Regions from separate parts of the Mus musculus genome. Here regions 1 and 3 are each linked to region 2. Evidence: chromatin loops called from intact Hi-C (ENCODE). Cell type or tissue: left cerebral cortex. All regions are shown on one strand. Each heading gives the region's core, and the rest is flanking DNA. Links, peaks and the distances in the headings are about the cores only.

What was found. Peaks named below come from ENCODE experiments on the same cell type or tissue, not always from the same donor. Only the 100,000 strongest peaks of a DNase experiment are listed, where the experiment ranks them.
Region 1: it touches region 2 in a loop (4-fold over the local background); 4 of 42 quality-filtered maps call a loop at or near these places.
Region 3: a loop joins it to region 2, with 10 times the contacts of the local background. A loop is called at or near these places in 11 of 42 quality-filtered maps.

The regions. Positions count from the first base shown.
Region 1 is chr3:74,916,902-74,924,859 of GRCm38, forward strand. No RefSeq gene overlaps it. Among named protein-coding and RNA genes, the nearest start is that of Zbbx, 220 kb to the right of the region's middle. In left cerebral cortex, for the core only: a CTCF peak has its summit at 4,570; DNase peaks (open chromatin) are centred at 3,714 and 4,448.
Region 2 is chr3:73,062,722-73,070,679 of GRCm38, forward strand. It overlaps Gm20754 (predicted gene, 20754), which reads left to right and starts at 3,630. Exons shown (of 5, transcript NR_040557.1): 1 at 3,630-3,861. In left cerebral cortex, for the core only: a CTCF peak has its summit at 3,554 (motif pointing right); a DNase peak (open chromatin) is centred at 3,593; H3K4me3 peaks cover 1,708 bases; H3K27ac peaks cover 864 bases.
Region 3 is chr3:73,397,659-73,405,616 of GRCm38, forward strand. All of the region lies in intron 2 of Gm20754 (predicted gene, 20754), which reads left to right. The region is part of intron 2 of 4930509J09Rik (RIKEN cDNA 4930509J09 gene); the gene reads right to left. Among named protein-coding and RNA genes, the nearest start is that of 4930509J09Rik, 80 kb to the right of the region's middle. In left cerebral cortex, for the core only: a CTCF peak has its summit at 3,947; a DNase peak (open chromatin) is centred at 3,932.

The sequences.
Region 1 (7,958 bases), core at 1,804-6,803, 1.9 Mb after region 2:
CAATGACCACAGCAATTCCTATAAAGGAAAACTTTTAATTGGTACTGACTTAAAGTTCAGACGTTTTATTCGATTATCATCATGTTGGGGAGTATGGTGAGTTGCAAGCAAGCATGATGCTGGGGAGGTAGTTGAGAGTTCTTCCTCTGGATCTTCAGGCAGCAGGGGTAAAAGAGTGACACTGGGCCTGGCTAAACATCCAAAAACTCAAAACCCACACCGTGTGACACACTTCCTCCAACAAGGCCACACCTTCCAGTAGTGCTACTGCCTATTAGCCTATGATGACTATTGTCATTCAGACCACCACAGACATATCTGGCAAAGATTCTTTCCAACTCTGAGTTATCTCTTGACTCCACTGATTGTTGCTAATGCTGTACAGAAAATATTCAGATTTATGTGGTTGTCATCTGTTAATGTTGGCATTTACTTGTGAGCAAATAAAGTATTCAGAAAATTTTTTACTAAATCTATACTTTGGAAAGTACAGGCTATATTTTCATCTAGACATTTCATAGTTTCATCCTTCTATTGAGTTTCACTGATCGATCAGAAATTGATTTGCATGCAGTGATATATATGTGTCTAATTTCATTTTTCTACATGTGTACATGCAGTTACCCAAGCTTATTGAAGATGGTGTTCTTCCTCCAATGTGTTTTTTTTTTATTTTGAAATTTTTGTCAAATATGAGATTGCTCTAGTTTTGTGCACTCATGCTTGGGAATTCTATTTGTTCTATTGCCTTTTGTTTCTATTTGGTACCAATGTAATTATATATTGCTATAACTCTGCAATACATCTAAAATATGAATTTTAGAATGGTTTATTTTTCTGTACGTATTATGAATATTTTATTTAAAATTGCATTGAATTTGTTAATTACTTATGGTAGGATGATCATTTTTACAATATTAATCATATAATCTGTGAGTATAGTAAGCCATTCCATTTGCTACTTCCTTCATGAAACTCTTCACAGACCTAACATTTTCACTGTAGAAGTCTTTTGTATTTATGTTTAGTCTTACATTTTCTTTAGAGGGAGATATTGTGAATGAAAGTATTTCCCTGATCTCTTTTTCAGCATGCTTGTTATTGGGATTGAGAAAAGCCACTGATCTTTGTCAATTGATTTTGTGTAATAAAACTTTTCTGAAAGTATTGATAATTTCTAGAAGTTTCATGGTCGAATGTTTGTGTTCACTGAAACATGATCTGCAGATAGGAACACTCTGATGTTTCTTACTTAAATTTAGTTTTCTAATATTGCTAATTTAGTTTTCTTATTTTGCTCTAGCTAGTGCTTAAACTACTATATCAAAAAGGAGTAGAGACAGAGACCAACCCTATCTTATTACTAATTTTAATGGCATTTCTTAAGTTGTTTCTGCATTTAAAAATGTTGGAAGTGTGACTTTTGTTTCATGTTTTGCTTCTCGTTAAATTATTTTATTTGACTTGAGAATATAATATTATTATTCCATTTTTTCTTTTCTTCCTTCCAAACTTTCCTACATACCCTTTTGTTCTTTTACAAATTCATGACCTCCCTCTTTCAATAATTGTTGTTACATATGTATATTTCAAAATATAACATTCTCACTTTGTAAAATTTTACTTGGTTGTATGTTTTAATGGCTGACCATTTGGTACGGGACAAATAATGGGTGTGTTTTTCCCTGGAGACAACTAATTCTCTCACTCTTTACAGCTCTGACCACCAATTCAAAAGAGGGCTTCTAGTGCCTAGTGTTGAATTTTTATGTTACTTAGGCTTTTCTCTAGGAGAAAATTTTTCTGCAATATATTTTTATCGTAACTACACCTCCAATAATTTGTGTATGATTCTTTCCACCATGTACTTATTGTGCTAGTTCTCTCAAAAACTCGCAAAATATTAAAACAAAACAAAAAAGCCAATAAGGCAAATAATACCAAAACATGGCAAAACAAAACGAAATGTCATTGAAGATAGAATCATATTTTGTTTTTGTTGTTGGTTGACTACACCAAGGCACTGGATATGGCCTGGAATGTGGTTGCTATCCAGTATCACTTTTCTAGAAAATGCTGGTTTTTTTCTTTACAAGTGGCTATCAATTACAAGAAGCTTTGAGTATGAGATGAGATTTTGTATAGACTTTTACTTTTCAGTGCTGCTACTTTGTCTGGTTAGAATTATTACCAGTCCTGTGCAGTCTGTCAGTCTTAGTAAGTAAATATGTCCATTAGCACTGTTGTCTTTGTAAAATGCTATTTACTTGGAGGCATCCACTTCATTTGGGTTTTACCTTTTTTGTATTTTGTTTTTCTTCCTCCTCTTCCACATAAATCCTTGAGCATGAGGTGAGCTGTGTGATGTAAGCATTCCATATGGAGATGAGTATACCAAACTGTCCATATATTGTCCACATGTGGGTTTTTGTGTTAATTCCAATCTACTTCAAGAAGGATCTTTGATGAAGGCTGCACAATCTACTGATTGAGTGAAATGCCATTAAAAGATATATATTTTGCTATGTTTTTCAGCAGAATAACAGAAGTGCAGTAGTGCATTTTCCATCATCCCCCATGACCTTTCTAGTCTAAGATGCTTGGTCAACTTAGAAATGTGACTTATGGGTTCCTTCTCACAGAATGAGACTTAAATCCACTCCTAAAGGGGTACTTTTCTTGTAAAGCATTTGTGCCATTATTTTAATCTCCCTGTTTCCTATGTGTCTGTATAATTTTTAAATCTCTACTTGACTTAAATTAAAGTGACTCTTTTTACTTTGAGATTTATTAAATTACTGGATCATAGATTTTAAAGTATTCAATTGTAATGTTATGAATATTTTTGATGTCTATTATACTGTGTATCCATCTATATCTGATTGTGTTTACTTAGGTTTTCTCTTTTTGTTTTGGTTAACTGAACTAAGTCCATCTCAATCTTGCTCTCAAATAACCAGCTACTAGTTTCACTGATAATTTTTCTTTTGTGAAATTTTCTTTGCTTCCATTTTTACTAATTTCTGCTCCAATTAGGATAATTTCTTCCCATCTAGTGGATTTTAGTCTGGATTGCGGTTGTTTTTACAAACATTTTAGTTGTGTGTAGACATTTACAGCTATAATTTTCTCATTTGAGACTGCTTTTAGTGTGTCCTAGAGGTTTTAGTTGCTGTACTTTTATTTTTATTTCAAAGAAATAATAGATCTACACAGCATCACTTGATAAATAATAATTTTCCTTTTCATTGATGACTTTGAATAGCCTATGGAGGCATACCAGATGCTGAGAATAACGGAGGAGGTATGTTCATCTTGGTAATAGAAAATGACTTATCAGGATAGATCTGAAAATCAGAGCCATATCTTATGAAATATCTCAAATAGGAAAATGCGGTTAAATGCTATATTTATATAGTAATTACTTAAAGTAAGTACACTTTCCTTATTCTTTGTCTATGTGCAAACTATAAATTTCACAAAGAAGTAATTTCAGAAGAAATGCAGCACATGAGAAGAAAGGGCATGCTTTTCAAAGTAGGAGAAAATAGGTGCTTTGTGTGAGCAGTGATAATTTTCTTCACTGGCAGATGCAACTGTAGTAGATGGATACAAAATATCATTCCCCGGGACTTCTAGCAGTTTTGCTTCTTTGGCCAAAATTGAAAAGTTTGACATATCATATATTACCAGAAATCTGTGGAAATCAAAACTATAGAGAAGGCTCTAACAAACAGAAAGGGGTGGGGACTACAGTCCCTGCTGCATTCGGGTCAGCCTTTTTCCCAAGGAGAGATAGAAGCAGCACTTCAAAAATAGCAATGAAAATGTTTAAGCTACACAGGGTGTTTGGGGAATATGGACTGTGAATGTCTAACAAGTTTCATACATCCCGAGGGCAAATGCATGAAAAAAAAAATCAATGCTTCATTTTCTAATATGTTTAGTAACTTTGGGGAAGTCGTTTTAAGAACAGGCACAAGTCATTTGCATAAGTAGCAGATTCTCACCACTATGTATAATAGAATGAGTGCCACAGTTCTGCCAAGAGGTCATTCTGAAGAGTGTTTAAAGGGCACAGCAGTGAGAGCTGCATATGTTAGCTTCTGTGAAGAGTAAAATTAGAACAACTCAATGCAAATCATCTGTATAGACCCTGGAAACCAATTATTGCAAATATATAAACATAAAACAACAATGCTTTCTTGTAAGTAGCAAATCTTCATTAAGTCTTTGGCATTGATTATATTCACATGATTCATTTCGAACTCTTCTTAGTAATGTGAATTTAATGCATAATTTCTGTATAATGACTTTTTTTAATTACCACATAATCATAGGGAGAAAAAAAGTATCTTCCATTTGGTCCATTTTGTGAGTCTAAGCAAATAAATCTATAATATAATTTATTCTGCTGGTTGCCTGGAAACCGTATTGTTGATATGACAACGCTGGCATATAAATGCAATCACCACTTTCTTTCATTTGCATGTAGAAGTCATATATTTCCCACATGACAGAAAATTTCTTTTCTTTTCCTTATGCTACAGTGACATCTACAGAATAGAATGAAGAAAAATTGAATGGGAAAAAAAACTTTCTTCCTTTATTTGGTAAAAATATGTTTATATACTCAAAAACCTAGCTTTAAAAATGTGTTGGAAATATTTTTACACCACAGAATCTTTTATATGTACCCTAAAAGTCTCAGAGAGCCTACTATAGTACACCTATAAATTGCTTCATGAAAAATATAACTCAAGTGTAATTTTTCAAGCATAGTTAGTCATAATTCCAAAAAAAAGAGTAACTTTCCTAACAATGATTTGCACTAGTAAAGGGTCAGGAACAGTCGATTATAAGCAACCATTTGTTTTCATAGCCTCCATTTGAAAGGAAATGTTCCAGTATGCACTTTGCCTTTTATCCTTACAAATGACTGTCTATTTTTAAATATATTCTTTTGTACTTTATCTTTGCTATTGAAAGAAAAATAGCCAACTCAGGTTTCTAACTCTAGATTTTGTGAACTTTCTATTTAGTAAACTATAAATGAACCAGTTCATTTTAATTTGAACAAATGTCAATCAACTCTCTGACTACAAATGTAGACAAGAAAGAAAAGAGATCTTTGTCTGATGTTGTAGTGTAGTGCCAGGGAAGGTTTGAATCCCCCAAAACAGACAGAGGCATATCTGATGCAATCACACTACAGCACTTTTATTCAAGCTAGTTTGGCCCCCGAGAGTACTGTTGTCATGCAGGATGGTTTTGGTGGTAGGGAGTCCTCATTATCTATAAAAGCAAGACTTTATAGTAAGCAGTATGGTAAGTATAGTGAGGATAGTAAGTGGGGGTGGGGTGAGTGTGCGAGCATCTAATTAGGAAGTTATTATGGCCTTTAACATAATTGGCTGGTGCTTGGAGTCATATCATAAACTTAATTTCTGCTTCTCTCTGCATTGGTGGTCTTTAGGCAGGGGGGCAGGCTTGTAACCTGAGGGTGTAGGTTTGTTGTGGGAATAACCTGGAGATTCAGGTCTTATTGGCAATAAGCCTAGAGACTGAAGTTAGGTTTGGATTTTGTTGGCTGGTAACTTATAAACTAATGCTAGGTAATGGCATGCTAGTTTACCTGAGTTCAAACTTAGGTCAGATTCTCTAGTTGGAGTCTGAACATCAAATATGTGGCCTCTCATCTATCATACATTTTCCCCTCTCTTATTAGAAAAAATCCTAAGCCTGATAAACAGCTTCAGTGAAGTAGCTGGATATAAAATTAACTCAAACAAGTCAATGGCCTTTCTGTACACAAAGGATAAACAGGCTGAGAATGAAATTAGGGAAACAACACCATTCTCAATAGTCACAAATAATATAAAATATCTTGGCGTGACTCTAACTAAGGAAGTGAAAGATCTGTATGATAAGAACTTCAAGTCTCTAAAGAAAGAAATTAAAGAAGATCTCAGAAGATGGAAAGATCTGCCATGCTCATGGATTGGCAGGATCAACATTGTAAAAATGGCTATCTTGCCAAAAGCAATCTACAGATTCAATGCAATCCCCATCAAAATTCCAACTCAATTCTGCAACGAATTAGAAAGGGCAATCGGCAGATTCATCTGGAATAACAAAAAACCGAGGATAGCAAAAACACTTCTCAAGGATAAAAGAACCTCTGGTGGAATCACCATGCCGGACCTAAAACTGTACTACAGAGCAATTGTGATAAAAACTGCATGGTACTGGTATAGTGACAGACAAGTAGACCAATGGAACAGAATTGAAGACCCAGAGATGAATCCACACACCTATGGTCACTTGATCTTTGACAAGGGAGCTAAAACCATCCAGTGGAAAAAAGACAGCATTTTCAACAAATGGTGCTGGCACAACTGGTGGTTATAATGTAGAAGAATGCGAATTGTTCCATTCCTATCTCCTTGGACTAAGGTCAAATCTAAGTGGATCAAAGAACTCCACATAAAACCAGAGACACTGAAACTTATAGAGGAGAAAGTGGGGGAAAACCTTGAAGATATGGGTACAGGGGAAAAATTCCTGAATAGAACAGCAATGGCTTGTGCTGTAAGATCAAGAATCAATAAATGGGACCTCATAAAATTGCAAAGCTTCTGCAAAGCAAAAGACACCGTCAATAAGACAAAAAGGCCACCAACAGATTGGGAAAGAATCTTTACCTATCCCAAATCGGATAGGGGACTAATATCCAATATATATAAAAACTCAAGAAGTTGGATTCCAGAAAATTAAATAACCCCATTAAAAAATGGGGCTCAGAGCTGAACAAATAATTCTCACCTGAGGAATACCGAAAGGCAGAGAAACACCTGAAAAAATGTTCAACATCCCTAATCATCAGGGAAATGCAAATCAAAACAACCCTGAGATTCCACTTCACTCCAGTTAGAATGGCTAAGATCAAAAACTCAGGTGACAGCAGATGCTGACGAGGATGTGGAGAAAGGGGAACACTCCTCCATTGTTGGTGGGATTGCAAGCTTGTACAACCGCTCTGGAAATCAGTCTGGCAGTTCCTCAGAAAATTGGACATAGTACTACCAGAGAATCCCGCAATACCTCTCCTGGGCATATATCCAGAAAATGTCACAACCGGTAAGAAGGACACATACTCCACTATGTTCATAGCAGCCTTGTTTATAATAGCCAGAAGCTGGAAAGAACCCAGATGCCCCTCAACAGAGGAACGGATACAGAAAATGTGGTACATTTACAAAATGGAATACTACTCAGCTATTTAAAAAGAATGAATTTATGAAATTCCTAGGCAAATGGATGGACCTGGAGGGCATCATCCTGAGTGAGGTAACCCAATCACAAAGGAACTCGCACAATATGTAATCACTGATAAGTGGATATTAGCATTAACACATTAGTACATATAACTTAGGATAGCCAAGATATAAGATACAACTTGCCAAACGCATGAAATTCAAGAAGAACGAAGACCACAGTGTGGACACTTTACCTTTCTTAGAAATGGGAACAAAACACCCATGGAAGGAGTTACAGAGACAAAATTTGGAGCTGTGATGAAAGGATGGACCATCTAGTGATTGCCATATGCAGGGATCCATCCCATAATCAGCTTCCAAATGCTGACACCATTGCATACACTAGCAAGATTTTGCTGAAAGTACCCAGATATAGCTCTCTCTTGTGAGACTATGCTGGGGCCTAGCAAACACAGAAGTGGATGATCACAGTCAGCTATTGGATGGGTCACACGGCCCCCAATGGAGGAGCTAGAGAAAGTACCCAAGGAGCTAAAGGGAACTGCAACCCTATAGGTGGAACAACAATATGAACTACCCAGTACCCCGGAGCTCTTGTCTCTAGCTGCATATGTATCAAAAGATGGCCTAGTCGGCCATCACTGCAAAGAGAGGCCCATTGGACTTGCAAACTTTATA
Region 2 (7,958 bases), core at 1,181-6,180:
TGTAAGCATTTTCTATTACATATTTAATGAAATGTTAATTCTAGTAACTTTTGGCTATTTTACTAAAACACAGACAAAGTGTTGTGAACCAATACTTATGCAGAGCTGTTAAAAAGACAACAATTTAACAAGTATTTTAAATAGTCTTACGGAAAGAAAATATTATTAACGTGTAGCATGTAGTTAAGACTACACTCCAACTTTCCCCAGACTGTTCTACTTAGCTCTTAAATAATAGCAAGGAACCATGTGAGTCTTTGTGTAGATACTGTTTTTAACACATTCTTGACTGACTCCTCACAGGATTATCTTCATCTTTTCTGCAGAATCTACCCTTTTCTACTCAATAAAATATAACCAGTGTGAAAGGTTTTTGTACATATAATTAAAGACCCTGAAAGTTTTATTTTGGATTGCTTTTTTTTCCCTTTCAGATCTGGTTTAATGGGGCATATATTCGCAGATTGTATTTGTCTTCTTCCTCAAGGGAATATGTTTTCTTGGTGGCCTTGAAGAAACAAGCCAGCAAGAGTTCTAAAGCCCCAAGGAAATGAATTTTGTGACAGTTTTTTGGAACCTCCAAATCAACTATTCCTTAGTCAACCCTCTAGGTAAGAGCACAGTATATCTGACACCCAGACTAGACCTTGTAGGACTCTGAGAACAGAGAACATCTGAGGTAAATCGGGACACTATCTGGTATAGGGAAATTGAGATATGATAAATATATTTCGCCTAACACAGTAAGATTTTCTTTTGGTAGTTTGTTATATGACACCATAAATCTAATGCAGACCCTTATCCTAGTTTGTTAATAAAGATGGACATTTAGTAATCAGTTCTTTTGGCCTCATTATATGTCCCTTTGGCCCTTATACTTTCTTTAAAATTGACATTGTAAATTATGGAGTCCCACCCCTAAATAATGGGCTATTTATAGTTAATGTCTGCTTTGTTGCATTTTTTTCCAGGATTCAGTCTTTGAAAGAATACCCATGTACTTACCCAAACTCAGAAAGGGCAGGCATAAGTTTGGGAGGGAAAAATAGTTGGGATTGTAGGAGAAGAATTGAAGGAGAAAGAATGGGAGTAGAGTTGATCGAAATATCAAAATATTTTAAAAGAAGAAAAGAAATAACTTTGTCTTGTCTAAATATCAATTTAGAGATTTATATTTTCTCACTTTATGTTCCCTGATCTGAGTATAGTAAAAGCTTTCTTCTCTTCTTGAAGGACCAGAGGTATCCATAAGAACTCCTTTTGCTTTTTATTTTTATTGGTTATTTTATTTATTTGCATTTCAAATGTTATCCCCTTTTTCAGTTTCCCCTTCACAAGTCCCCTACCCTTTACTGCCCCCCTGCTTCTATGAGGATGCTTCCCCACCCACCCACTCCAGCCTTACCTGCCCTATACTGGGGAATGATCCTTCACAGCTCCAAGGGCCTCCCCTCCCATTGATGCCTGACAAGTCCAGGAGGAGATAGGTGAAAGACTGAAGGAGCTGAAGGCATTTGCAACCCCATAAAGAACAACAATATCAACCAACCAGAGCCCCCCCCCCCCCCCAGCTCCCATGGACTAAACCTCCGACAAAAGAGTATGCATGGAGGGACCCATACCTCCTGCTGCTTGTATAGCAGAACTTCTTTTTAGCCCACAGCCACCTCTTCTGAAAGAAACAACACCTCACACTCTGTCTTTCCAGGTTCTGTTGCAGACAAAGACAGACTAAATGTCTTTGGCTATGTGATTCAGAAGTAAACGTATCTTTTTAAGGTTCTCTTTACACAAAGAATATATAAGTTATTATTTTAACAGAATTACTCATCAAATTTGCAGAAATGTTTGCATAAACACTGACCATAGAAGCATCAAACATTAAAGAAAATGTTTTCTCTAAATTTATCTACATGCTTCTATTAAATGTTTAGATAAGATATTTTGATAAATATTAAATATATTTGTTTGTCTACTGTTTCTTTGCTAGTTACAAATTTCCAAAAGGTTCTGCTTACAGTGTTATGCTGAAACTCTGATTATCTCGGCTGTCTAAGAGTTTCCACACATCACTAGACTGTACAGCATAGAAGTCATGTAATTTAGGATATAATTAGCTAAGAAATTCTCATTCTTAATAGTTTATGTGTGAAGGGTATAGAGAGCAGACAACAGATGTTTAGATCTTACCACAACAAGTATTTTCTAAAGCCATCGCAAGCTCACCAAAAGTTATGGTTTTAAACATACTCATATAAAATTAAAAAGTATTTTAATTAAATATGTTAGGAAAAAACATTCAATCATAATATGAAATAAACAACTCAGTTGAAAGACCAATTAAGCAATTTCTACCTTTATTCTGATGTACATTTTTAATTCCTGCCTTAAATTGTGGTAATTAAGAATTTCTATTTCCCAAAAGAGCCTTGCGGAGTACAGAAGTTAACGATGATTCATAATTTTCAAGAAAAATACACTATCTCTATAGACAAATTTCTTGTTAAGTAGCTTCAATGCAAAAATGTAAAGGAAAAAAAGTACTCCTAAATTTTGATCTATGGTGGAATCTACCTGATAGGATCCTCAAAGAATGACTGATCCACTCTGCAGGCAATAGAGAAATATGCAGTAATCAGATTTCTACTAGACATTACAGTGGAAAAACTTCTAAATATTTGATTTACATAACAGTGCTTAAAACTTGATATTCTTTACTGGAAGAGCCTTTAAAGGGACACTGGAGATAATTGAAGACACCACTGTTGGAATTTGGAAATCTTATTACCCCTGGTCACAGGAACTAGGGGAAACCGCTTCTATCTTGTTACCATACTCATCTGGTTACTATGTTACATTTCTACTGGTAAGGTCTGTGACTGTTTTAAAGTAACAGCCCATTTTAACCTGCTTCTGTTCTCTGTGAAGGCACCAGATTTCTGTTTTGCAAAGCTGTCTTTGAGTTAAGTATCAAAGATGTGGAAATTTCTGGTAGCAGCCTGTGTGATGATTATTTTACTTTGAGATGGATCGCCAAGAAGTGGAAAATTAAATTGAACTCTTGTGGAATTTATGCATGTATGAAATAATTGTATTTTTATTTTATTGTAAAACATGAAAGCAATAAATTTTATAGAAATTCACAGGGATCTGAATGATACCCTCTATGAACGTTTCTGACGATCTCTTCTTCTCTCTCTCTCCTCTCTCTCCTGTCTCTCTCCTCTTTCTCTCCTCTCTCTCCATCCTCTCGCTCATCCTTTTCATCCTCTCTCCCCCTCCCTTCTTTCTTTTTCTAGCTCCCTCTCTCTTCCTTTTTCCCTCTTCCTTCCCCAGTCCCTTGCTCCCTCCCTCTCTCTCACCCTCTCTCCGCCTCTTCCTCTCTCCTTCCCTCCATCTCTTTTATCCTCCTTTTATGTCTTTCTGCTTTTTTTTTCTGTTTCTTATCAGCGAAGTGTGTAAATAAAGCAGTATGCTGCCTATTTAACAAAGAATTTGCTGACATTTCTTGTTCCACCCATAGCTGTTAAAAATTCGCTGTAGTTTCGTGGAGCAGCCTCCAGATGGCGAGCTAGAGTGCATTCTCAGCCCAGAGAGTGGCCAGTTGCCCGCCGCTGAGAATGAAGCTCAGAGCATTTGGGCTTAAGCCGGTTCAGCTCAGAGGTGGGTTTCGGAAGTCTGTGGCGGACCACCGCAGCAAGTCATCACTCAGCGTACAAGCCTTTCCATTTCTGAAAATATAAAGAACTTAAGCATGCGGCGTTCGGAGTGTAGATTGCTTTGAGGTATTTCAAAGCAGCGCTGATCATGGGCAGAGGAGCTGATATGTGCAACAGAAACTACTCACTGGAACTCTTCTGGGTATGAACTGGTCTGATGATCCTTTGTGTGTCAACTGTTCTGTGTCCTGAATTGTGCCTATATGTAGATATTCATTTCATTGTGACTAAGATAATGGGAGCTTGTCGGGGATCACATTGTTTCTTTCTTTTCTTTCTTTCTTTCTTTTTTTTTTTTTTTTCTAAAGAGTGATACAATGGAAGCTTTACAAAAAAAGTGTCTATTGAGGAAAATAAGACGTAAATTATAGCCTAAGTTACACATAATAATGATGCTAAAATATTTTACTAAATATTTCCTTTTTAGAAAAAGAAAGAAACTCAAATTGTTTTGCTGTAGTTTTTGTCCAGGTACTACTTTTAAGAGACAATAGAAAGGAATGTTTCACTATTATGGATCGAACATTGAAATAGTTCTATGTACAGGTGTGAACGTAGCCACACCTGTAAATCCTCAATGTTTTCATAGCTGCACTCCAAAAGGGGCACTGTGTACCTGTGAAAACACCAGGACTAAATGTATACATGCATGTACATTTTGTATGGTGTAATGTTCTCTGAGATGTGTTCTGTTTTGTATGCAAACTAACATATGGGTTCCAAATGCAAAGATGACATTGCACAGTCTCTGCACATGGCTGGACATTTGTGACTTCTCACCTTATTTATGCCTAGATAACTTAGAAAGCCCGTCAAACATTGATTGTAAGTTAATTGGAAATGACAAGGATATACTTGTTTTGCTGTTGTACTTTAAATTGCCCGTGTTTCATCCAGCTCTGCCTTTAGTTTTCTGTGCTTTAACATTCTGAGAAAAGATTGCTTTTATGGTCCGAATGCAAATTATTGTATGAGGTGACTAAATTGGCACAAGGTGCATAGTCTTATAAATATGGATGCTTTCCATCCAGGGTTGTATGTGATGTTCCTGGTAGTTTTAACAGGAGAGTTATGACTGTGAGTTTACGTGACAAACAAACCAGAAAAGTGAAACACGCAAAGGTTCAGAAATACGTGTTAACAAGTGAGGCTGGAATTACTTATTATCGTTACTCTAACTTTGAGTCAGAGCACACTTACCCTCCTACAAATTCCTTGAGAAGCTTACCCATGGAGTAGCAACTGAATTTCCCACTCTGCCATTAAAAACAAAGAAACAACAAACATCATCACCCTTTGATCTTAGAGATATAACACACACAAGAATGCCTAAGATGCTCTGACAAGTTAGAGACTTTTGAGACCCTGCCCTCAAAGGGTTGCCAGTGAAGTCGCTAAGTTGGGCATGTTCAAGAATAGGAGTGCACAGTAAAATCCAAACAAAAACCAAATGCTAATACAAAGTGGACAAACCTGAGGTGTATAAAATTGGAGTACAGTAAGATACCTGGGCTGGGGAAACTAGTAAAGATTTCTGATAAGTAGTCTTCCTGTCAAAAAATCTGTGGGAAACACTCTTGGGGAGTTGTGAAATGCCAGAAAAACAATTCATGCAGGCATTCACATGATGTTGAGTACTTCTCTTTCAGGCCAGTGGTGACCTGGAACTAGGTGGTGGAGTGAATGTCACAAGCTTCTGCACAGTTTGCTCATTCATTTACTCCCACTACAGTAAACATAAATATTCAGTAGCCTTACAATGGCTTAATGTGCTGCATAGCAAGCAGTAAGAACTGGAAGGAAGGTTCAGGCAATTATAGGCTTCTCTTCATCATACCAAGACATACTTTCGAAGGAGTTTTATTGTTTTTGAATGGATTTACTCATGGGTTGGAAATTGTTTGTAAAAGTTTATCTCTACCAATGAGAGAAAAAAGTAAAGCATCAATGTTGAAATGGAGATACCATAAGAACTCTTTCATTACTCTGTATTCTTTTCTTTCTTTCTTTTTTTTTTACTGAGTCAAAGAATTGATTTATTTTTTTATTAGACATTTTCTTTATATACATTTTAAATTTTATCCCAAAATTCCCCTATACCCTCCCTCTGCCCTGCTCTCCTACCCACCCACTCCCACTTCTTGGCCCTGGCTTTTCCCGTACTGGGGCATATAAAGTTTGCAATACCAAGGGGCCTCTCTTCCCAGTGATGGCCGACTAGGCCATCTTCTGCTACATATGCAGCTAGAGACACGAGCTCTGGGGGTATTGGTTACTTCATGTTGTTGTTCAAGTTATGAAACAAATGGATTTAAATTACTCTGTATTCTTGATGCTCGCACATGAAATATGTCCTCCAACATCCAACTTCAATATCTTGGAGTTATTGTTTTATTAAAACCAAGTCATGATTCAAGTGGTTCCAAACAGGTTCCTGGAATTGCCACAACGGACTTGGAATTTTATTCCATTTACACTTTATTTGTTTTTACTAGTTTAACCCTCAGTTTTTAAAATGTTGTGAGGATAATCACAAACTGCGATGATTCGGGGATAATTTACCAGTTCATCCCCATATATCTACTAAAGCCATAGTTTGATATGAGATAAAGGCAGAGAAGCAAGTGGAGAACTGCAGGAAGACTTTGTATCCCAAAATGTACGTCCCTACGTATGAGAACACTTCAATATATTGGCCCGCCAATGACTTTGAGTAGAATGAACGCTCTACTCTTCCGTCTAACTCCTCTGTTATAAAGTGATCAGTGGAGAGACCTTTAGCTCGCTGCTTCCATGGTATTCTGGGAGGTTGAACTTCATGACTGTGATAACAGCCCCTGTTCTCAAGAGGCATTTCCTTTTCTTCTGCTTCGTATTAATGATATCTGTGTTTTGTATGGACACAGTCATAAGTATGAGAAAACTAGGTAATAGTTTTGTTAATATAAATATAGGTTATATTACTTGAGATGATGATACTAAATAAGGAGTAAGTGCAATTTACACATGGGAATACTTTAACAATGAGAAATGAATGCATATCATATGCTATGTAGAAATGCCTAATACCCATCAATGCTGAGACAACAACCATATATATATATATATATATATATATATATATATATATATATATATATGCACCTGGAGATGGCCCCATTACACAAGAGAGAATTTCTCTCTACAAAGATGATTTATATGTCTTAACTTACTTTCCCTGACTCATCTAAAAATGCACAGGAGTGGAATTTCTAAGTTTAAGACCTGAGTGCCAGTGGACTTTTATAAATGCCAATCAAATCAAGTAAAGAATTTCGGTCTCACTCTGAGCTAATCTGCGTAGAGTCAGGCTTTTTCTTCCATCAGTGTCAATATGACAAATTTCCACAATGACTCAGGTTTCCATCTTGCTGGACCTGCCATTCACGCCTTATCCTTAGCTGCTCGAGGTGAGGTAGGAAGACATTCGAGCTTGCTTGAGTCACACACCTGACTCTCACTCAGCCCTGGGCACAGCATGGCTTGGAGACTAATACACAAGGAAAGCTGCATTGTGCTGGGTATTCATTTGGGGAGAAAGGCGATGCATTGTATGTATATTGTATGCTTTCTGCACAGTGCTTGGAGTAAAACAATACACACTTTTTTATTTGTATAATATAATCACATTGAAAAGATTCTTTGATTATTTTATTTTATTTTTATTAGATATTTTCTTCATTTACATTTCAAATGCTATCCCCAAAGCCCCCTATACCCTCCCCCTGCCCTGCTCCCCAAACCACCCACTCCAGTTTCCTGGCCCTGAAGTTCCCCTGTACTGGGCCATATGATCTTTGCAAGACCAAGGGCCTCTCCATCCATTGATGGCCAACTAGGCCATCCTCTGCTACATATGCAACTAGAGACACAGCTCTGGGGGTTACTGATTAGAAGTCTGTTTCAGAAGATCATATTATTTTTCTATAAACTAGCATTCGGAAGAAGTATGGTGTTCTCTAACACAATTGAGATCTTGTTTGATATTGAAAAGTGCACAAAACAAAAATAAACAAAGCAAGCACACGAGCGGTGATAGTTTCCCTGCTCCTGGCTCTGACACTGTAGTCCTCTTTCACCATGACAGAGAGTCCTGCTTCTCTCCGTGTGCATCCAAAGGTCACAATTTTCTGCATTCTGTGTTACTGAATCACTTTAACGTGATTTTCCTTTAGCCTCTCTAGCCGTGCTATAAACTCC
Region 3 (7,958 bases), core at 1,804-6,803, 340 kb after region 2:
AAATCCACACACACACACACACAAACACAAAACAAAAACAAAAACCAGTCAACCAACAAACAAAAAACCCAATATCTTTTCTATTTAAAAATAAGATCTCACTACAACTCAGTTCTTCCATGTTCACGGAGGAGGCATAATTGATACTATGGAATTATTATACTACCCAATATAGTCTACAGTAATCCTAGAATTACTATGGAATCATTAAGACTCTTCTTCACCAAAATGAAGAAATAAACAAAAATCTTAAAGAGAAAGTGGAATTTTGGAGACAATAATACTACAATCATTAATCTTCAGAGCCATAGTGACAAAGACAGTGCAATAAAACAAGTGTGCATATCCAGGAGATAGAATAGAATGTCTTAACATACAGCTGTTTGAACAAATAATACTGTAAAAACTGGATTAAAATAAATTCTTATCTCTCACTCTGATGGTTTGAGTAGGAATAGCCTCCATATATTTAAATGCTTGCTCATTAGGGACTGGCACTACTTGATGAGAATTAGGTGGTGTGGCTTTTTTGAAATTTTTTCACTGAGGTTAGCATTTAGGGTTCCAAATACTCAAACCTGGCCCAATGTTTTTTTTTTACTTCCTACTGCCTGTTGGTTCAAAATGTAGATTTCTTTTTTTTTTTTTTAAAGATTTATTTATTTATTATATATAAGTACACTGTAGCTGTCTTCAGACACACCAGAAGAGGGCGTCAGATCTCGTTACGGATGGTTGTGAGCCACCATGTGGTTGCTGGGATTTGAACTCCGGACCTTTGGAAGAGCAGTCGGGTGCTCTTACCCACTGAGCCATCTCACCAGCCCCAAAATGTAGATTTCTAAGCAACTCTAGCACCATGTCTGTCCATGTGACACCATGCTCTCCACCATGCTGATAGTGGAATAAACTTCTGAATCTATAAACCTGCCCCCATGTAAATGTTTTCCTTTATAACAGTTGCTGTGGACCAATTTTGGGTCAAAAGTTTTGTACTTGGGCTGGTGCCCCAATCGGTCTGCTCCATGGAGCTTGAATACACTGTAGCTGTTTTTAGATACACCAGTAGAGAGCATGAGATCCTATTACAGATAATTGTTAGCCACAATTCAGTTGCTGGGAATTGAACTCAAGACCTCTGAAAGAACAGTGGATGCTCTTAACTACTGAGCCATCTCTCCTGCCTCATGAAAAAAAATCTTTAACAACTATATAACAGTCTGGAGAATAACATCTGACTATATAAAGAACTACAAAACCTTAACATCAAAACAAATAAGTCACGCAATAAGTGACTCATTATTTCAATTTATTTATCCATTTATCTATTTATCCATTATCTATTTATCTATTATCTATTTATCTATTTTAAGTCTATTTTATCTATGTATCTATTTATGTATCTATTTATCTATTATTTATTTATTTATTTAAAATAGTTCTTGATGAAACACAAGTAGTTAAAAAATATTTGAAAACTTATTCAACCTATCATTATTAGGCAGGAAATTTCAAATTAAGGCTAATTTCTGATGGCATCTCCCCCTGGGGGAAATGATAAACACCAAGAAAGGATAAAAAACAAGTGTTGTTAAGAAAGAACTGAACAGGATTTTAGTTGCTGGTGGAAATATAAACTAGTGAAACCATTAAATCCTGTGTGGAATTTTCTCTTAAAGCTAAAAATAAATCTACTAGTTGACCCACTCTATCACTCCTGAGAAAGTACACAAAGCTTTACTGTACAGACACTTGCATACCCATATTTAAGGTTGCTCTATTTACAATAGCAAAAGATTAGAATGAGTTTCAGTACTGTGAACTGAATACTAGACTTTTAAAAACTGTGTTACATGTACACAATGGAATTTTATTAAGTAGTAAGGGAAAATGAAATCATGAGATTTGCAGAAGAAAATTTAAGAATGTGAGAATCATTATGTTAAGTGAAATGACCCAGACTCAGAAAGGCAAAGCTTGAATATTTTGTTTTTTACTTAGCTCTTAGCCTTAAATCTTTCCTGCTGTATTCTCTTTCCTCCCCCATATGCTTGAGTATTGGAGCACATGTGAAGCATATACTTCACATGTGCTCCAATTTATGTGTGTATGTGTATGTGTGTATGTGTGTATATTTATGTAACTAAGGAGAGTATTTCTTGACACAAACAAACAAACAAACAAAAAATAACCATGACAAATTTTGAGCTCTTAATACAAGAAGAGGAGGCAGAAATAAAAAGACAGACATAAAGGTAGAGTTAGGACCCAAAAAGGATGAAGGGATGAAGGACTGTAATGAAAGAGTGAGACACATAAGGGGATTTGTAATAATAATGAATAAGCATTTGTAGAAATGCCTATATTGAAACCCATTATTTTCAGGCTAAATTAAAACTTAATACATCTATAAAAATTAGAGGAATTTCCAAAATCAATGTTAAACCATTTGTATTAAATAGAATATATATATAGTTATATATATATATATATATATATATATATATATATAATTTATATATAGTTATATAAAGTAGAATTATATTAAATTATGTTAAAATGTAATTATTTTATTATATTAAATTGCAGAAAATATATTAAATTGGAATATATGTTTTTCAAAGATATTCTTAATATATTTATTGCAGCACATTTAAAAATAAAAACATACAGGCAAAACTCTTACATGTAACATGACTATAAGATAAAACTGACATTTGCCTAATTAGTCTGAAAAAAATAATGCATCCTTGTATTAGAAATATCCATTGTAAATTATTAAGAATTAAATTTCATCATCCATTATTGGTATCAAAACACTTTGGAGAAATTTTCAATACTTAATATACTTTTAAGTCTGATATGTTTGTACTTCATCTCATGAATCTTATAAAAAGACATAAATTTGAGCCTTAAAATGAAAGTTATTTCTGATCACCTTGTAAAACAGATTAGCCATATTTTCTTATCCCTCTGGTAAAAAGTACTGAACCAGCAAAGTTAAAAAAAAAATTGCTTGCTCTAGGAGGTATTTATTTTTTGGAAGATAAGACTAAATCATCTACTACAGCTCTTTAATCAAAATTGACCTCTTATTTATTAATTTCCCTTATAAAGCAATGTCTTCAAGTAGCCCTAGCAATGAAAAGCAAACCCCTTAACCTTGCACAGTCCAGAAGAATTTTTCTCCTCTGACAAGTCTTTCTTTAAGTATATTCATTACAGATACCAAAACCTGGCAGAACCCATGATCTATACTTACAATAGAGTTGAAACTAAGGGGCTACAACCCTCACCACTCTAGAACAAGCAGCAGTGTTGAGAATGATTGTATCCTCTGGGGGTGGACTATAACAGATTTAGTAATAGGACTGTAACCTGTACATCAGTGATAGGTTAATATATTATAAAACCCAACGAACACTAAAAGTCACTTTCCCGGGGCAATACCAAAGAATGGTGCCTATAGACCTAGCAACCAGAATCAGTGACTGGATGGAGTGAGATTCTGTTTTTCTTTTATGTTAGATTGGCAGCAGTTGTCTCACAGAACAGGATTGTCCCGTTGATCCCATTCCTGGGATATATTGCTCCCACTGGGTGGTGAGCCTGGTGTGATTTGGCACTTTGGCTCTGGTAGCTATCGGAATGCCAATGCTATCACTTGCTCATACTTTACTAACATCATAGATTAAATCACTCATAGTTTTCTTTGGAGAAGGAAATAGACAAAATTCATTACAGGAGAGCCCAGGGCTAATCTTTCCAAGTGTTGAACAGGCACTCAGCATCTGCTCACTGCTCGTGACCGTGGAGATGCTTGCTCTGACCGAAGGCAAAGGTCTGTGGGAGGCAGGCTCTACCCCTTTGAAGCTACCCTTGCCCATCCTGAATAACATACTAACAGATCTGGAATAAACCTGGACTTGGGGCACCCTCTGTTGATGAAACAGTGACAACACATTAAGCCAAGGCTTCTGAGAAATCTCCATGAAAGTCATCTCACACTAAAACTCCAGCCGTGGTCACAAGGCTAGGAACAAGAAGCTTTGTTAGAATTTCTGAAAGAAAGGACAGAAAGTGATATTTGAAAGTTCTGAATCACTAACAAAACCTTTACACAGAGACACCATCACATTCACATGCTTTGATGGCTATAACATGAAACGTTTGTGACATTATGTATAGCTTCCATCTAAAACGCTTAAGAATTGAGGAATATTGACAGATCTAACAAAATTGATGTATTCCTCTCTGAGATCTCTAATATTAAGCAATGACTGGATAACGAAGTTCACTGAGTATTAGCCAGAGAGCAATTGAGCCAGTAAGCATAATTCTTCATATTTCATTTTTTGCTTGAATTCCTATCATGACTTCCCTGAAAGACAGATTTTAACCAGAAAGTATGAGCAGAGATAAGGACTCTTCTCCCTTAAGTTGCTTTTGGTCATGGTGTTTATCATGGAAATAGATAGCAAACTAGAAGAAGGAATAAGGACTGATAGGAGGATGTAGGTCACTGGTGTGTATGTGTTACTGGACACTGTATCTTGCTGCAGCTCCTCCCTGTATTTCTTTCTCTTTGCTTCCTGACTGGCCTCATATAAACTATTACTCTCTGATTATAAGCTGCCATTGAGTGGCTAACTGTCCTTTGTTTCATGCTCTTACTACCAAGACCATGTGTCAAGAGACAATGGACTGATCCTCCTGAATCTAAACAAATCAAGAGACTTATTCCTTTTAAGTTGCTTTTTTGAAGGCATTTTGGTACAGTTACCCAAAAGTAACTAAAGATTTATAGCAAGCATCAAGAAATTTCAATAACTAATGACCATGGACAAAATAAGCATGGAACTATAAAGTTTACAGGTATTGTTTTAAGAAAAGAATGTAAAATATTTATTTAAGCAAACCCAATAATCTATTAGAAAATACAGATTAAACAATTCAGCACTTTATCAAAAAAATAAAGTAATTTTAAAAGTCAAATGAATGCAAAATGAAAATTAAATTAAGCCAAATTTAAAAAAAAGTGTGACAGAGGTCGTCGCTGACAGAAAAGATGAGCTGTGGGAAAGATCTGTAAGCTTGAAGATTAACTACTAGTATGGTTATGAGGAAGGAATAAAAATGAATACAGAACTCCCATGACAACATTAGGCTACTATTAAGGGAATACATATATGTTCGAAACACATAAATATAAGATACTTAAAGTCTTGGGAATCTCCCATCTCCCAGGTTTCTGGTACATTCTAGAGGTTCATCCCAATCTCCTACCTCCTGAGGTTGACTGTTTCCATTCATTCTGCTGGCCCTCAGGGCTTCAGTCATTTTTTTTTCCACTCAGTAGCAGATCATGTTCCTCTCTTCCCCACTACCATCCCCATCCCCTTTCCCTCCCAGGTCCCTCCCTCCATCTGCACTTGTGATTGCTTTCTTCTCGCTCCCAAGTGGGATTGAGGTATCCTCACTTGGGTCCTTCAGCTTGTTAATCTTTATGAATTCTGTGGACTGTATCTTGAGTATTCTGTACTTTTTTTTCCCTTTTTTGCGGGGGTAAGGTGGGGTGTTGTCATGTCCACTAACTAGTAAGTACATAACATGCATGTCTTTTTGGTTCTGAGTTCCTCACATAGGATGATATTTTCTAGTTACATCCATTTGCCTGCAAAACTTAGGATATCCTCATTCTTTTTTTTTCTTTTTTTTCTTTTTAATTTATTTTATTTTTTTCATATCTTTTTTTTTAATTAGGTATTTTCCTCCTTTACATTTTCAATGCTATCCCAAAAGTCCCCCATACCCACCCCACCCCCAATCCCCTACCCACCCACTCCCCCTTTTTGGCCCTGGCGTTCCCCTGTACTAGGGCATATAAAGTTTGCAAGTCCAATGGGTCTCTCTTTGCAGTGATGGCCTACTAGGCCATCTTTTGATACATATGCAGCTAGAGACAAGAGCTCCTGGGTACTGGTTAGTTCATATTGTTGTTCCACCTATAAGGAGCAGTTCCCTTTAGCTCCTTGGGTAATTTCTCTAGCTCCTCCATTGGGGGCCGTGTGACCCATCCAATAGCTGACTGTGATCATCCACTTCTGTGTTTGCTAGACCACGGCATAGTCTCACAAGAGACAGCTATATCTGGGTCCTTTCAGCAAAATATTGCTAGTGTATGCAATGGTGTAAGCATTTGGAAGCTGATTATGGGATGGATCCCTGCATATGGCAAGCACTAGATGGTCCATCCTTTCCTCACAGCTCCAAATTTTGTCTCTGTAACTCCTTCCATGGGTGTTTTGTTCCCATTTCTAAGAAGGGGCAAAGTGTCCACACTTTGGTCTTCATTCTTCTTGAATTTCATGCCTTTAGCAAATTGTATCTTTTATCTTGGGTATCCTAAGTTTCTGGGCTAATATCCACTTATCTGTGAGTACATATTGTGTGAGTTCCTTTTTGATTGGGTTACCTCACTCAGGATGATGCCCTCCAGGTCCATCCATTTGCCTAGGAATTTCATAAAATCATTTTTTAATAGCTGAGTAGTATTCCATTATGTAAATGTACCACATTTTCTGTATCCATTCCTCTGTTGAGGGACATCTGGGTTCTTTCCAGCTTCTGGCTATTATAAATAAGGCTGCTATGAACATAGTGGAGCGTGTGTCCTTATTACCAGTTGGAATATCTTCTGGATATATGCCGAGGAGAGGTATTGCCGGATCCTCCAGTAGTACTATGTCCAATTTTCTGAGGAACCGCCAGACTGATTTCCAGAGTGGTTGTACAAGCTTGCAATCCCACCAACAATGGAGGAGTGTTCCTCTTTCTCCACATCCTCGCCAGCATCTGCTGTCACCTGAATTTTCGATCTTAGCCATTCTGACTGGTGTGAAGTGGAATCTCAGGTTTGTTTTGATTTGCATTTCCCTGATGATTAAAGATGTTGAACATTTTTTCAGGTGCTTCTCAGTCATTCGGTATTCCTCAGGTGAGAATTCTTTGTTCACCTCTGAGCCCCATTTTTTAATGGGGTTATTTGATTTTCTGGAGTCCACCTTCTTGAATTCTTTATGTATATTGGATATTAGTCCCCTATCTGATTTGGGATAGGTAAAGATCCTTTCCCAATCTGTTGGTGGCCTTTTTGTCTTATTGACGGTGTCTTTTGCTTTGCAGAAGCTTTGCAATTTTATGAGGTCCCATTTATTGATTCTCGATCTTACAGCACAAGCCATTGCTGTTCTATTCAGGAATTTTTTCCCTGTACCCATCTTCGAGGCTTTTCCCTACTTTCTCCTCTATAAGTTTCAGTGTCTCTGGTTTTATGTGGAGTTCCTAAATCCAATTAGATTTGACCTTAGAAAAGGAGATAGGAATGGATCAAATCCCATGATAACCACCAGTTGTGCCAGCACCATTTGTTGAAAATGCTGTCTTTTAGGTGCTTCTCAGCCATTTGAGATTCCTCTGTTATGAATTCTCGATTTAGTTCTATACCCCAATTTTTGTTTGGGTTGTTTGGTTTCTTGGTGGTTAGCGTCTTGAGTTCTTTACAAAATTTGGATATTGGCCCTTTATAGGATGTGGAATTAGTGAAGAATTTTTCCCAATCTGTAGGTTGCATATTTGTCTTATTGGCTATGTCTTTTGCCTTACAGAAGCTTTCCAGTTTCATGAGGTCCCATTTTTCAAGTTTTGATCTTAGAGTGTTTACCACTGGAGTTCTGTCTAGAAAATTTCCCCATGTGACAATAAGTTCAAGGCTCATTCCCACTTTCTCTTCTATTAGATTCAGTGTGTCTGGTTTTATGTTAAGGTCCTTGCCCTACATGGACTTAAGCTTTCTGTAAGGTGACAAATATGTGTCTATTTTCATCTTTCTACATATCAACAACCACTTAGACCAGCACCAGCACCATTTGTTGAAGTTTTTTTTTTTTTTTTCCATT